Linked DNA regions of Homo sapiens: region 1 is linked to region 2. The links are chromatin loops, found by intact Hi-C in ENCODE. Cell type or tissue: uterus. All regions are shown on one strand. Links, peaks and the distances in the headings refer to the core of each region. The heading gives the core; the rest is flanking DNA. Region 1 overlaps LOC105379163 (a long non-coding RNA gene). Region 2 overlaps SLC12A2-DT (SLC12A2 divergent transcript).

Region 1 (6,979 bases), core at 1,664-4,163, 1.0 Mb before region 2:
CTGCTGCCATCACTGGCCCTGTCTTCCTTTGTGACTGCAGACTGTGTTGTTTATTAGTCTTGGTGGTAAGGGGGAATTGCTGTACAGTACTTTTGTGTTAGGACAGGATCTTACAGATGATAATGAAGGTTGCAGGAAGGACTGTTGAAACGTTTTATTTTGGTATTTGTTTCATTTTTAAAGGCTGTGACTAGGACTTCATACCTGTCTAATAAGCATGCATGTAACATTTTTATATTTGCTGAGTGCTTCATAGTCCTCCATTAGTCCCCACAATACCCCTTGAGGGTAGGTCAGTATTACAGTTTACAATATGAGGAAATTTAAGATACAAAGGGATTATGTGATTTGTACAAGGTCACCCAGCATGCAAGCCTAGCTAATAAAATATGACTACAAAGCTCTTTCCAAATAAAAAGTACCTTATAAATGTTAGGTAGTATTAATGGGTATGATCCCAGAATGAGTAAAATACTCTTCAGGAGTAAAGTGCTCATACATGGTATATAATATTAATTCTCTCTCTTTTTTTTTTTTTTTTTTTAACCTGTGGGTGACTTTTGAAATAGTTATTCTTGAACCTGGCTATGCATCAGAAATGTCTCTAGAGTTTTTAGAACATGTGAGCACATAGACCCCTACTCAGCCGACAGAATCATAATCTGGGCAGTGGGATTTAGATAATTATGCCTTGAAAAATCTCCATGGGGGATTTGGATGCTCAGTCAGAGCTGAGAACCACTACTCTAGGCTAGAAGAGTAACATCGGTCAGGCCAAGAGCAACAACAAAACACTGTGGAGTTAATTCAGAAGAGAAAGTCTGGTGTCTTCCAGGCCTCTGTCCAGCCAGTTCACAACTATTATTAGCAGAGGAACTGCCTCCCTGAAATAATCAACTGTAATAACCATGTGTGAAATTCCCGGAAATAGTGCAGAGATTAAAGTTTATTTAAGAACCGTCAGTTTTTGAAAGTTATAATTTACTGGGTAAATTTACTGGCACACCCTTGGTTTATTACTGTGCTTAGTGTTTTTATTCTGAATACTTTGTACTTCTTCATAATCAACATGGTAAGAACCTATAATATCTGCCCATTCATCCATCTGCCAAACACTTATTGAATACTTGCTGTATGGAAATTTCAGAGTGAAAATAATGATCTTTTTCCAGAAGTTTATAATCAAGTGATAAAAACAGACACAGGCAAAACCAACCAACCAAACAAAAACCTGAAGCCACACATATGATAATAAAAAGTATAATCAAAGTGTTAGATGAGGCATTATTCATAATTGCTAAAAAGTGGAAACAGCTCAAATATCCATCAACTGATAAATGGATAAATGTGGTATACCCACACAATGAAGTATTATTATTATTCAAACAATGAAGTGGAATGTATACTGATAATGCTACAATATGGATGGATCTTAAAAACACTATGCTAAGTGAGAGAAGCCAGTCACAAACGTGGTATTCCCATACAATGAACTATTATTATTATTATTATTAAACAATGAAGTGGAATGTAGTACTGATACATGCTACAACATGGATGGATCTTAAAAACGCTATGTTAAGTGAGAGACACCAGTCACAAAGGACCACATATCGTATGATTCCATTTATATGAAATGTCTTGAATAGGCAAATCTGTAGAGACAGAAAACAGATGGTTGCCTAGGGCTGGGGATGGGGAAGGATGGAGGAAATGGGTGACTGCTAGTGGGTACAGGGTTTCTTTTTGGAGTGACGAAATGTCCTAAAATTGATTGTGGTGACAGCTGCACAACTTCGTTGACTATACTAAAAACCGTTCAATTGTACGCTTTAAATGGGTGAATTGTATGATATGCAAATTGTATCTCTAATAAAGACAATGGAAGATAGATAGATAGATAGATAGATAGATAGATAGATAGATAGAGCTGTATGAACTTGGAGGAAAGAGAGATTAATTAATTTGGATTGGAAGAAAGTCGTGGGAAATTTCCTGGAGGAAATGATATTTGAGCTGACTCAAAAAGGATGATTTTTGTAAGATGGTGTGGATGAAAGGAGGGAAGGTATGCTCAAAGAGACACTCAAAGTGAGGGTGCTTTCATGCAAGGGCAAGTTATCTGGAATAGACAAGAGTTTAAGATGCATGAAGGATACAGTAGATGGAGGCTAGATGCAGGGCTTTTACTGTCATGCTAAGTTCTGTGGTTTGGTTTTCATTTTTGTAGGCAATGGAAAGCCACGATAGGTCTGTGAGTGGATGATCAGACCTGTGATTTGGAAGGATAATTAGAAGTGGTGATGAGGTAGATAGAAGATGGCATAGGAGAGCAGTGAGTAAGGGAGGCCATTTAGGAGGCAAAGGCATTGCAATGTGTAGGTGAGAGATGAAGAAGCCTTCGACTACTGCAAAAGCCGTGAGGACTGAAACAAGGAGACAGATTTTTTTTTTTTAGTAGAGTCAGGGCACTATGTTGCCCAGGGTGGTCTTGAACTCCTGGGCTCAAGCAATCCTCCCACCTCAATCCTCCCACCTCAAAGCAATCCTCCCGCCTCCCAAAGTGTTAGGATTACAGGTGTGAGCCACTGCGCCCGACCAAGGAGGCAGATTTAAGAAATGGTTAAGAAGTAGAATCATTAAACTCACGTACCCCCTGATGGCCCTGGGGGAGTAGGTGGAAAAGCATACAAATTGGACAGCACACTATCTGAAACCACGTAAGGGCATGGGTCCTTTTTTGACAAATTATTTTGAATGAAAAAACTTTTGTTGAAATAATGTCCAGCAAGCAAATTGTAGCTCTTTACATCTGTTAACAAGGGTTTGATTACAGACATTCTTCAATTTTTTAACAAAGGAATGTATATTGTGAATCAAAGGTGGATTGAAGACAGAAATGCAATCCAATCATTCTGTGAGCACTTTCCAATCAGACCTCCCCTTGTTGAAGATGAAGCAGTCGTCATTTATGGACTATTCCGAATGACTAAGTATTTACCTCTTGCTCAGATAGCTTCCCTAGAAACACTTCCTTTGGTGTGAGCAACTTGGATTTACTGCCAGGGCAACACCTCCCATCCAACGCCCACACTGCCTCTTGGCTGGGTCCTCACCAGCAGGTGTTCATAAGCAGTATTTTGTTTTGCTTCTATTAAGAGTGTAGGCTTTGAAAAGCATCGTCTGAACGTATCACCCATTATACTTTCACTTACAAGTGTTCTTATGGGGAGATCTGAAACCTTGGCGTCTCAAGGATCAGGAAGACAAAGACTGCCTTTTCTCATGCAAGGCCACACCTATGTTTTCCATTAGAAGGAGGGGCAGGCAAATCCTGGGCAAGGTCAAAATATAAAGTCTCTCCCAGTGCATGGCGGTGCACTCCCTGGGGATCTGTTAAAACCTCTTTTGTGTGTTTTGGAAGGTGTTACGGTGAAACTGCCTGCTGCTAGCTGAGTTTGAGAACAGTGACCCTGACAAGTGCCTTACAGGAGTTTATCAAGTGGAGAACACCATTTAGAACACCACTCACTGAGATGCAGCTCTTATCTGTGCCTGTCAGTGAACAATGTTCAATCGCAGATCACAGTTGTTAGCAGAGCTAATTACAGCAGTCTCAGGTGAGAAGAATCCCAGCAACTGCCTCTAAGGGACTTCCATCACAGGGGCTTCGCAGGTAAGCAACGAAAATAGCCCCTTGGGGGATCTATAAACAACAGTTCTCTGCAACTCTGAACATGGACTCATCCACAGTTGGTGAGAGATCATGTTCAAAAGAGAACCACCAAAGGGAGAAGGAGGAAAGGGATGCTTAAAGCCAGGAAGGGAAATGTTCTGGATTAAATAAGAGCAGAACTGGGTATTTATTATTCCTTGGGCTGTCTGACTCACTGCATAACCTTATAAAGTCATTTCCTCTTTCTGGGACTCACTGTTCTCATCTCAAAAATAAGGATAGTAATACCTGCCCTATTTATATCACGGGATTGCTGACAGAATAAAATAAAATAAAATATGTATTTTTAAAAATAAAAGCTGGGGAAAACTAGAAAATACAGCTTTAGGTAGAGTAACTGATTCCCTTTGTCTTATTTCACATTTTACTTATAAATGATGGAAGGGAACAACAACAAATATTGGTGCTATTACAGAATCCTAGATTTCAGTTTCTCATGCCTCCAGTTTTTTGTGGTTTGCACATCTTCAGATTTGCCTCTCCCTCCCCAATTTGTTCTCAGCATCAGTTCTGGGGTAAACTCAGGCTCCAGTTTGAGGAGGAGAGGAAGATCCCAAGAATCTGAAGAGGCCAAGCCCCTGTATTTTTTTAGTCTCTTGTCTTTGTGTCTCCTGCTGCAGCCCACGTCTTGAGGGCCTCCTCCCAAGTCCTGAAGGTGAATCCTGCCTGTGGGATACCTGGTTTGCTGGGGACGTTGGCCCTGAATGAGAATTTCTAATGTCAAATTGGGACTTAAGAAGATATCTCTAGAACAGAACCAAAAAGAATCTGTAACAACGTGCCCTAAACATGTCTTAGGCTGGGTCTGTAACTACATTCTTGTTCCTGCTGAAAATCGCAGCATCCTTCTAACCAAGCAAGGCACGTCCACTTATCTGATGGTGCTGTCAGTGACAGAAAGGGATCATATTATGGATTTGGCAGGGAGGAAAAATATTTATTTCCAAATTTTGAAGATTTATCTTTTCCAGATATGCAAAACCAGTCAGAATATTAAAAAAAAAAATCAATGAAAAGTGATCATGTTTTGTGAGCAGAAGGAATCATTCTTGAATTCAAAATAATAATGAAGACTTATAAGGATCTCAAATCCATGATAAAACAAATGATTTGACAATAGCAAGTGAGTAGGACTACCAAACCCTTAACTGCCCCCTTATGGTGAAGCGATGTCTCCATTTAATGAATGTGTTCCATTAAATGTTTAAATTTCCCCTTTTCTTTTCTCCTCTCCGCTGTTTAGTTTTTTTTCAATGTTCAGCATAACTAAAAAGTCTTAAGTAGGGAATTGCACATAATTATAGGCTCCACACCAATGACAAAGTCATGCCTCTTCTTAAGTATTCATAATCATTTTTGTACTCTTCTTTCCTCCTCTGGACAATTTAGTTAGAATGACAGCAGTGTCCTTTATTTCTCTTGAAGGCATCTGCTGGTCTCACTTTGTGTACAGGTCATAAAACATCAAGAAACACAGTAATGTATTTTTCATGTAGTCACATATACATAAATTTTTAAAAAACACTGCTTTAAATGAATAGAACAAAAGTGGGAGGGAGTAACTAAATTTTATCTATTAAAGTTATTTGGTGAGGTAAGAATGTTTAAAAGACTATCTTTCCAACTCAAAGGCTGTGACCACCCTGAACATGCTGGCTTGTCCTGCCAGCTGACAAGTTGTTTTGTGCTGTTAGGTGTCAACTCAGTGACATCCTTTGCTCTCTCAACCTTTCCTTTATTACTGGCTTAGTGAAATCTGACATTGATAAGAACCCTAACTTGAGAATGCTTCACAGAGCAGGATCATTGCCAAATTCAGGAGTCTTGCTAGTTTGCAAGATGAGAGAATCCATGCAGAACAAAAGGCTGATACTAAAAGTCAGCAATCACAATGGGAATCAATCCCACAATCTGATTTCTAAATATCTTAATCTCCTCTGACCTTAAAAGAGTGAAATTGGCCTAATTTTGAGAATATCTTTACAAGAAAACACAGGGTAAGGTGGAGTGAAATCCTAAAACATAGCTCTTCTGGCAGTTCTTTCCCAACTTCTGACATCTCTTTTTTACCCAGATTATGCATCAATGCCCATTTTCTCTTTGTAGCATTAAATTCATAACAAAGAACATACAGCAAATGCCTCATTTACCTGGTCCAGGATTAAGTCTTTCTGAATATAGGACTTTCTCAGGTGACAGTTAACCTAGTCTCATGATGCAAATGTACATTTTAACTCATTTTTAAGGGAAGCGTTTTCTAAAATTTATTTCCCTCTCTGTTGCCTTAGTGGCCAGGCCACGGGTTGACCTTGTTGTGAGGACTCAGGACCACCACTGAGGTCTTCTGTGCAATGCAATGCTGCAACAAAGCCATCAGGGTTTCTGAGGAGAGCTGGGTCACAGGGTATTCTAAGTAGCACAATGAGGCCATGGGCTCAATTTGCCTTTAACTTGTATCATCTAAACTTTTTGGTGTTCTCAAATCATTAACAAAAGTTCCAATTAATATTTGGCCTACAGTATTTCTAAGGATAGAAAGTTTTCCATCAGGAATTCCGTTCAAATATACCATTTCAGCATAAAGAAGGGATGCCCATGACTCTCAATATAGGCCTATGGTTGGATTCTTCTTATTACTACTAGTCTATTAGCTGGCACTCCTATGTGCTGCTTCTCCTCTTTTGTATGACATTAATATTAATATTAATATTTCCCCTTTCCCTGAAGCTTTATGTCCTTGTAGACTTTAGAATTCAGAGGTTTAGCTTTGGTAGTCATCTTTGAACCTGAGAGAGGAGGTAAAATGCAAAATGTCAGTGCCTAAGCTGAAGACCGATCGAATGAGGCCATTCTCTCTTGATTATGTCTCCATGCTCAACATGAATTTCTGTGTCAATAGAGAGGTACCAAATCTGTTCCAGGTGCAGGATTTTGGGTCACAGCATCAAAGTATCCTGTCTCTATGGTGAACAAGAGTCATGGGTCTGGTGCGCATATCTGTGGACTATAATGGGTTACTATGGTTTACTCTCCAGTGTCAGGGTCACTTTTGAGGCCTCTGAACTCTCCTCCCCACAATTCAGCCAAAAGCCAGGTAGAATGTTATGGCTACCTCATTCTATGCTTTTTTTTTTTTTTTTTTCCTTTTTCTGGAGAACGGGGTCTTGCTATATTGCCCAGGCAGGTCTCGAACTCCTGGGCTCAAGCTATACTCCCACCTCTTGCCTCCCTGAGAGCTGGCAT
Region 2 (6,979 bases), core at 2,120-4,619:
ACTAAAATCTCAAAATCTCTGCCTCCTGGGCTCAATGAATTCTCCCACCTCAGCCTCCCAAATAGCTGAGACAACAGGCGTGTGCCACCATGCACGGCTAATTTTTGTATTTTTTGCAGAGATGGGTTTTCACCCTGTTGCGCAGGCTGGTCTCGAACGCCTGAGCTCAAGAGATCCTGCCACCTCAGCCTCCCAAAGTGCTACGATTACAGGCGTGAGACACCAAGTGATAAGGTTTGACAAATCTCATCTTGAATTGTAGCTCCCATAACTCCCCCATGTTATGGGAGGGACACGGTGGAAGATAATTGAATCATGGGGGCAGTTTCCCCTGTACTGTTCCCGTTAGTGAATAAGTCTTACGAGATCTGATGGGTTTATAAGTGGAAACACCTTTCACTTGGCTCTTATTCTCTTGTTTGCCACCATGTAAGACATAGCTTTTGCCTTCTTCCATTATTGTGAGGCCTCCCCAGCCACGTGGAACTGTGAGTCCATTCAACCTCTTTTTATTTATAAATTACCCAGTCTCAGGTATATCTTTATCAGCAGTGTGAAAATGAACTGATACACCATGCCTGGCCAAAACCAAAATCTTCTTAACTCATGTTCCACATTTAAATATATGGTAGCAGTGGTGAAGGAGAGTGAAGAGAAGTTTTGAATTGTTATAGTATACATGCACACACAGGTTCACACGCACACACAAACCATTTTGTAAGGGGAACATTTATTTTAAATCTTAGCCATGTGTTAATTTTCACTTAATATTTGTAGGAACATTTTCAGTTACATGTTCAACATAATACCATTTTAATACTAGTATTAAAAATGTTTTATAACCCTTTATAACACAGGAAAACACAGGTTTCTACCAATGGGCAGAACTTGTCATCATGGGGGATTCCAGTAAAAGACTATTTCCCAATCTGCTACGTACAGCCGACTGCCTAAATTTGGACCAATGGATTTGGTGTGTGTGTGTATGGTAGGAAGTTGTTTTCTCCTCTCTAGGTTTTCCTTCTCACTGACGAGATAATAGCAACAAATAAAGGCTCCCATCTTTAATTCAGATGAAGAAGCCTCCTGATGAGAAGGACAGAGCTGCCTGGCCAGCTTCAGACAGGTCATTTCTAGATTGCTGTCTGAGTAGAACAGAAATGTCTGTTATTTCAGCACTGAAATTTGAAGATATTGTTATAGAAAATTTTAACACAAAAGTCTAAATATTCAGTTAAATTATTTGTAGGAAATAGTTCAATCAATGTCATTAGTCAAGGCAAAAATCTTTGTCATAAGAATTAGGGGATAAAAACAAAATCTTAAAAATATGTACACATGAATTTTTATGTATATGCTCATGTGACATTAAAGGTCTCTCCAGGCATTACATCAGCAGTCCCCAACCTTTTTGGCACCAGGGACCATTTTCTTCCATGGATTGGGGTGGTGAAGGTGGATGACTTTGGGATGATACAAGAACACTACATTTATTGTGCACTTTATTTCTATTATTACTACATTGTAATATATAGTGAAATAATTATACAACTCACCACAACATAGAATCAGTGGGAGCCCTGAACTTGTTTTTCTGCAACTAGATGGTCCCAGCTGGGGGTGTTGGGAGACAGTGACAGATCATCAGGCATTAGATTCTCATAAGGAGCACGCAACCTAGATGCTTCACAGGCACAGTTCACAATAGGGTTCATGCTCCTATAAGAATCTAATGCCACTGCTGATCTGACAGGAGATGGAGCTCAGGCAGTAATGCGAGTGATGGGGAGTGGCTGCAAATACAGATGAAGCTTCTCTTGCTTGCCCACTGCTCATCTCCCGCTGTGCAGCCTGGTTCCTAATGGTACCATTCTGTGGCCCAGGGGTTGGGGACTCCTGCATTACATCAAAGTAAAAATCACACACACACAAAGACCAAGATACTTACAGTAATAAATTTTCTAAATAGTTGAATGTCAACACTATGATAAACAAAATTGCAATGCAACTAACTGGAGAAAACCAATTTAGTTTAGGGTTTTTGTCCATAATACATGAAAAAGCTCTTAAAATGGGTAAAATGACAAAGAACATTGTATTAATAGATTTTTGGTTGCAAGCCACAGAAACCAAGACTCTGGTTAACTTAGATGAAGTGAATTACTGTAAGAGTATGGGAAAGTTAAATGAAAGAAGAAACAGATGCAGAAAGGACAACGGAAGTAGTTCCAGAGGGTGCTGCTGGCAGGAACTACCATACTGTCTTCCCTGAGTACTGCCACTGGAATGGACAGTTCCTTAGAAACAGACTGAGGTGGCATAGAGATGGCATAGAGAAAGCATAGAGAAATGGCATAGAGGAAGTTTGATTGAGAGTATACTCAGGAGACACAACTATAAGGAAATGAGGAAGGCAGGATTGGGCAGAGGAAGCAGCAGACTCACAGTGAGGATGCAGCTGAAGCCTCAGTCCATCCTACAGGGTGTTCTTTGAGGTAGTGGCTCTTTAGATTGTCCCAAATACAGTCAATGCCCTTTATATTGACCATCAGCTAGTCAGTGGCCTTGGGTTGCCCTCAGGCAAGGCAGTTGCCCAGGGAGGGAGGAAGTGAGATATAAGCAACTAAGAGTCCCACAACTGGACTTACTTTTCTGACTTTGCATCACACCACCCAAAATTCAAAACACTTATGAGAGCCAGATTGGCACATTTGGTCATATGCTCACAATTTGGCTGGGGCAGGCAAGCTCCTCTATTATGTCCTTCCAAAACTACACACAGAGAGGTAATTCCAGTAAAAGAATTACCCCCACCTCACCAAAGAAACAAAACAAAACCCAAACAAAAACAACAAGAAAAATGTGTATGCTATTACCACAACAAGAGAGAATGGAAACCCCACTTCTAGGATACAGTAATGGTCTTCTATAGATATCAATGGGCAATTCAGAAATAAAAATATATAAATGATTAAGAAACTTTAAAAACTATAACCTCACTAGAAGTCAATGATCTGCAAATTAAACTTTTGTTGTTTTTTTTTTTTGCTAATCAGATTGACAAAGATTAAGAAAGATTTTACTCTGACTTTATAAGGGTGGTGGAAGGCAGAAATTCAAACACAATGTTGACAGAAGGATAAATTGATAATAACCTTTCTGAAAATCAATTTTGATATGTATGCCAAAAGTTTTAAAAATATACATACCCTGCTATTTCACTTCTAAGAATTTATCCTAAGGAAATACTCAATTAAGAAAGATATATGCACAAAGACATCCAATGTAGCACTGCTTGCTCTTATTTAAAAATGAAATAAACAGGGTTCAAAAATAGGTGATAGAGTCAGTAAATTATGATAAATCTACATGATGCAATATTATGAAGCCATTAGAAATCATGCAATTGCAAGATATCCATTTTCATATATAGAGAAATGTTCACATTACTGGTTTTAAAAACTATAAAACATACCATAAATCATTTTGTAATACCATAAACAGGAAAATGTTATTTCAGGGTGATGGCATTATAAGTGTTACTTCCTTTTGCTTTTTTCCTATGACTTCTATATTAATTATTACTTTATAAATAGAAAGATGTTATAAATAATAAATATCTACTTGACTTATAGATATTAAATTCTTGATATATATCCTATTATATATCAAGAATTATATATTATATCAAGAATTATATAATATGGAATATATATCAATAATATCTATCTATATTATATAATATATATTAAGAATTTTATGTCTCTAGAAATTGGTTACAATTCAACCAGGCATGGTGGGTGTCTCAGCCTGTAATCCCAGCACTTTGGGAGGTCAAGGCCGGCAGATCACTTGAAGTCAGGAGTTCGAGACCAGCCTGGCCAACATGGTAAAACTCCATCTCTACTAAAAATACAAAAATTAACCAGGCCTGTTCGTGAGCACCTGTAATCCCAGCTACTTGGGAGATTGAGGCAGGAGAATCACTTGAACCCGGGAGGCAGAGGTTGCAGTGAGCCGAGATCATGCCACTGCACTCCAGCCTGGACAACAGAGAGAAACTCAGTCTCAAAAAAAAAAAAAAAAAAAAAAAAAATTGGTTACAATTGAGGTGGAATTTTAGTTCAAATCTCTTAAAAAACAAGAAACATTTCTTGACTAATCAGAAGAGCTGATACTCAGGGCCATATTCAAAGTCAGCTGGTACTTCAGTTTTAAATGAAAACAATTACATGAACCGTAATAACCTGCCTTTACCTTCATACTCATGTTTTTAAAAACTGCCATATTGAACCTAATAGTTTTGGCCCACATTTAAAGGAAGATTAAATTACTTGGAAAGGGCCCAGAGGACAGTAATAAAAATAATTACATACTTAGAAATTTGGTCCTATAATGACATGCAAGAGGAAATCATTTAGAAAATAAAACTGAAAATAACCTTACACTTTTACGGGTTACCATAACCTCTGAAGAATGGGACAAGAAGCCAAAGAATTGAATTATAATGAGAATAATTTAATTTAGTCATTAGGAAGAACATCTTATTCCTCAATAAGTATTTGAGTGATTATTAATGTCCAATGCTATGGCATAAGGACTTGTAACCACTAGGATGTGTTACTAGAAATTATTTTCTTAAAAGTGTCAGAGGTAGAATATTGTGCAAAGTAGGGGCTTATTACATAACCCTTTAAGATCTTTTCCATATTTATGATTTTTACAAAATTTCAGGCATCTAGAATAATTATAAAAACATATCTTATTTTTATGGCTTTTTAAAAGTGAAAATAGATTAATAATTAAGAAATATAAGAGGATAAAAATATTAGAGATTTTTCATTAACATTGAGGAAAATATAAGTATACAGTTAGTTAGGAAACGCATTATATTATTTGACTCCATAAAGGGGAAGCAATTAAACTAATTATTAAGATATGAGTACATGTGTGTTAAGTGTCAGTATTTGTATTTTAAATCTCTTTTTTTTTAAAGTATAGTGCAATGTAGTGAATGCAGACAAAATGTTCCTATAACATATCTGTACAGATTTTTTTCTAAGACGGGAGTCTTGCTATGTTGTCCAGGCTGGTCTTGAACTCTGGGGCTGAAGCGATACTCCTGGCTTAGCCTCCCTAGTAGCTGGGACTACAGGCACACACCAACTTACCAGTAACACATTAGTTTTAAGGGGCTCAGATGAAGGAAAATAAAATGGATTTAAGATGAGTAAAAAAGAATCCTCCTTTGTCTGGGCTTGTTCCATCTTCCAAATATGTAGCAGCAACATAATGACACTAAAAACTGCCCTAAAAATCTGTAACAGAAAAAAAAAATAGCTTACATGCTACTCAAAAAATTACCTAAATACCTCTCAAAATCAAAACAAAAAGCAAAGTAAAAAATAAAACAGGACATACTTGCAAGAAAAGATATGACCTAAAGGTTGTATCTTAGCCCTGTTTGTTTTTTGAATAAAATATTAAGTTTTAAGCATTTATTTACTGTTTACATACATTAGGCCTTACCATATTATCAGGCACTATTCTAAGTATTTTACGAATAGTACTTTATGTAATCCTCATAGCTCCACAAGTATGAGGGTGTGGTGGCTCATGCCTGTAATCCTAGCACTTTGGAAAGCAGACTGCTTAAGTCCAGGAGTTCAAGACCAGCTTAGGCAACATGGCCATACCCTGTTTCTACAAAAAACAAAAAAATTAGCCGGGGATGGTGGCCTGCACCTGTGGTCCCAGCTACTCAGGAGGCTGAGGTGGGAGGATCACTTGAGCCTGGGAGATCAAGGCTGCAGTGAGCTGTGATCTTACCACTGCACTCCAGACTGGGTGACAGAGCGAGACTCTGTCTAAAAAAAAAAAAAGCTACCATTGTTATACCCCATTTTATAGATTAGGAAACTGAGGCACAGAGGTCACACTAAGCCAAGATCACACAACAAATAGCGGAGCTGATGGAGCTGAGATTCAAATCCAGGCAGTCTGGTGCTGGAGTCCATGTGTGTAATCACTAAGCTATTATATACAAGTAATTCCTTCAAATATTAATATTTGATAACAATTTTGAACTTTGAAGTTTGCAAATATCCACAGCCTGTATAGTTAGAAGTACAAAAGTAATCACAAATAACTTTTCTAATACAGATTTTAAATTGGAAAAGATTTCTTTGAATAGCTTTACAACAAACATGTGTAGACAAAAGTAGGGATAAGAAAGAAAGACTGTTTTTTAAATGCATTTGTCATGAATTTACTACCTGGGTAAGCAAAAAACTTGAGCTGTCTCTTTTGAAAGACATAATTTACAAATATGAATTTATATATTGTCTAGAGGAAAAGCACAGTACAATTTCAATTAATGTTTAATTCTATGACTGACTAAAATCTTTATAATATTTTTAATTAAAGAAGAAGGTGACCGGGACTTAGGTAAGAAAGCAAAATTATAACATTTACTACATAACAAGTTTTTTGTTTTTTTTTTTACATAAACAAGCTTTGTTTCTTACAAAAAAAAACAAGCTTCTTCTTTTTTTTTTTTTTTTGGATACAGAGTCTCACTCTGTCGCACAGGCTACAGCATAGTGCCGCAGTCTCGGCTCAATGAGGCCTCTGCCTCCCGGGTTCAAGCAATTCTCATGCCTCAGCCTCCCTAGTAGCTGGGATTACAGACATGCACCACTACACCCAACTAATTTTTGTATTTTTAGTAGAGACAGGGTTTCCCCATGTTGGCCAGGCTGGTCTCGAACTCCTGGCCTCATCTGATCCGCCTGCCTCGGCCTCCCAAAGTGCTGGGATTATAGGCATGAGCTACTGTGCTAGGCCTATAAAAAAGCTTCTTTAGGGTAACTTTTTTCTTTTTTCTGTAACAGAATAATCACATTATTTCTCAAGGGAAATACCATTTACTCAATTTGTACTCTGAATGCCATCTAATAAAACAGCAAAGCCACAACCA

The links. Peaks named below come from ENCODE experiments on the same cell type or tissue, not always from the same donor. Only the 100,000 strongest peaks of a DNase experiment are listed, where the experiment ranks them.
Region 1: a loop joins it to region 2, with 8 times the contacts of the local background. A loop is called at or near these places in 5 of 110 quality-filtered maps.

The regions. Positions count from the first base shown.
Region 1 is chr5:127,037,910-127,044,888 of GRCh38, forward strand. It overlaps LOC105379163 (a long non-coding RNA gene), which reads left to right. Exons shown (of 2, transcript XR_007058920.1): 2 at 1-963. It also overlaps a transcript of C5orf63 not described here. Among named protein-coding and RNA genes, the nearest start is that of MARCHF3, 11 kb to the left of the region's middle. RefSeq lists an enhancer at 2,872-3,715. In uterus, for the core only: no CTCF peak of the experiment used is centred there; a DNase peak (open chromatin) is centred at 3,072; H3K27ac peaks cover 1,754 bases.
Region 2 is chr5:128,071,776-128,078,754 of GRCh38, forward strand. The region is part of intron 1 of SLC12A2-DT (SLC12A2 divergent transcript); the gene reads right to left. Among named protein-coding and RNA genes, the nearest start is that of SLC12A2-DT, 7.9 kb to the right of the region's middle. In uterus, for the core only: no CTCF peak of the experiment used is centred there; no DNase peak of the experiment used is centred there.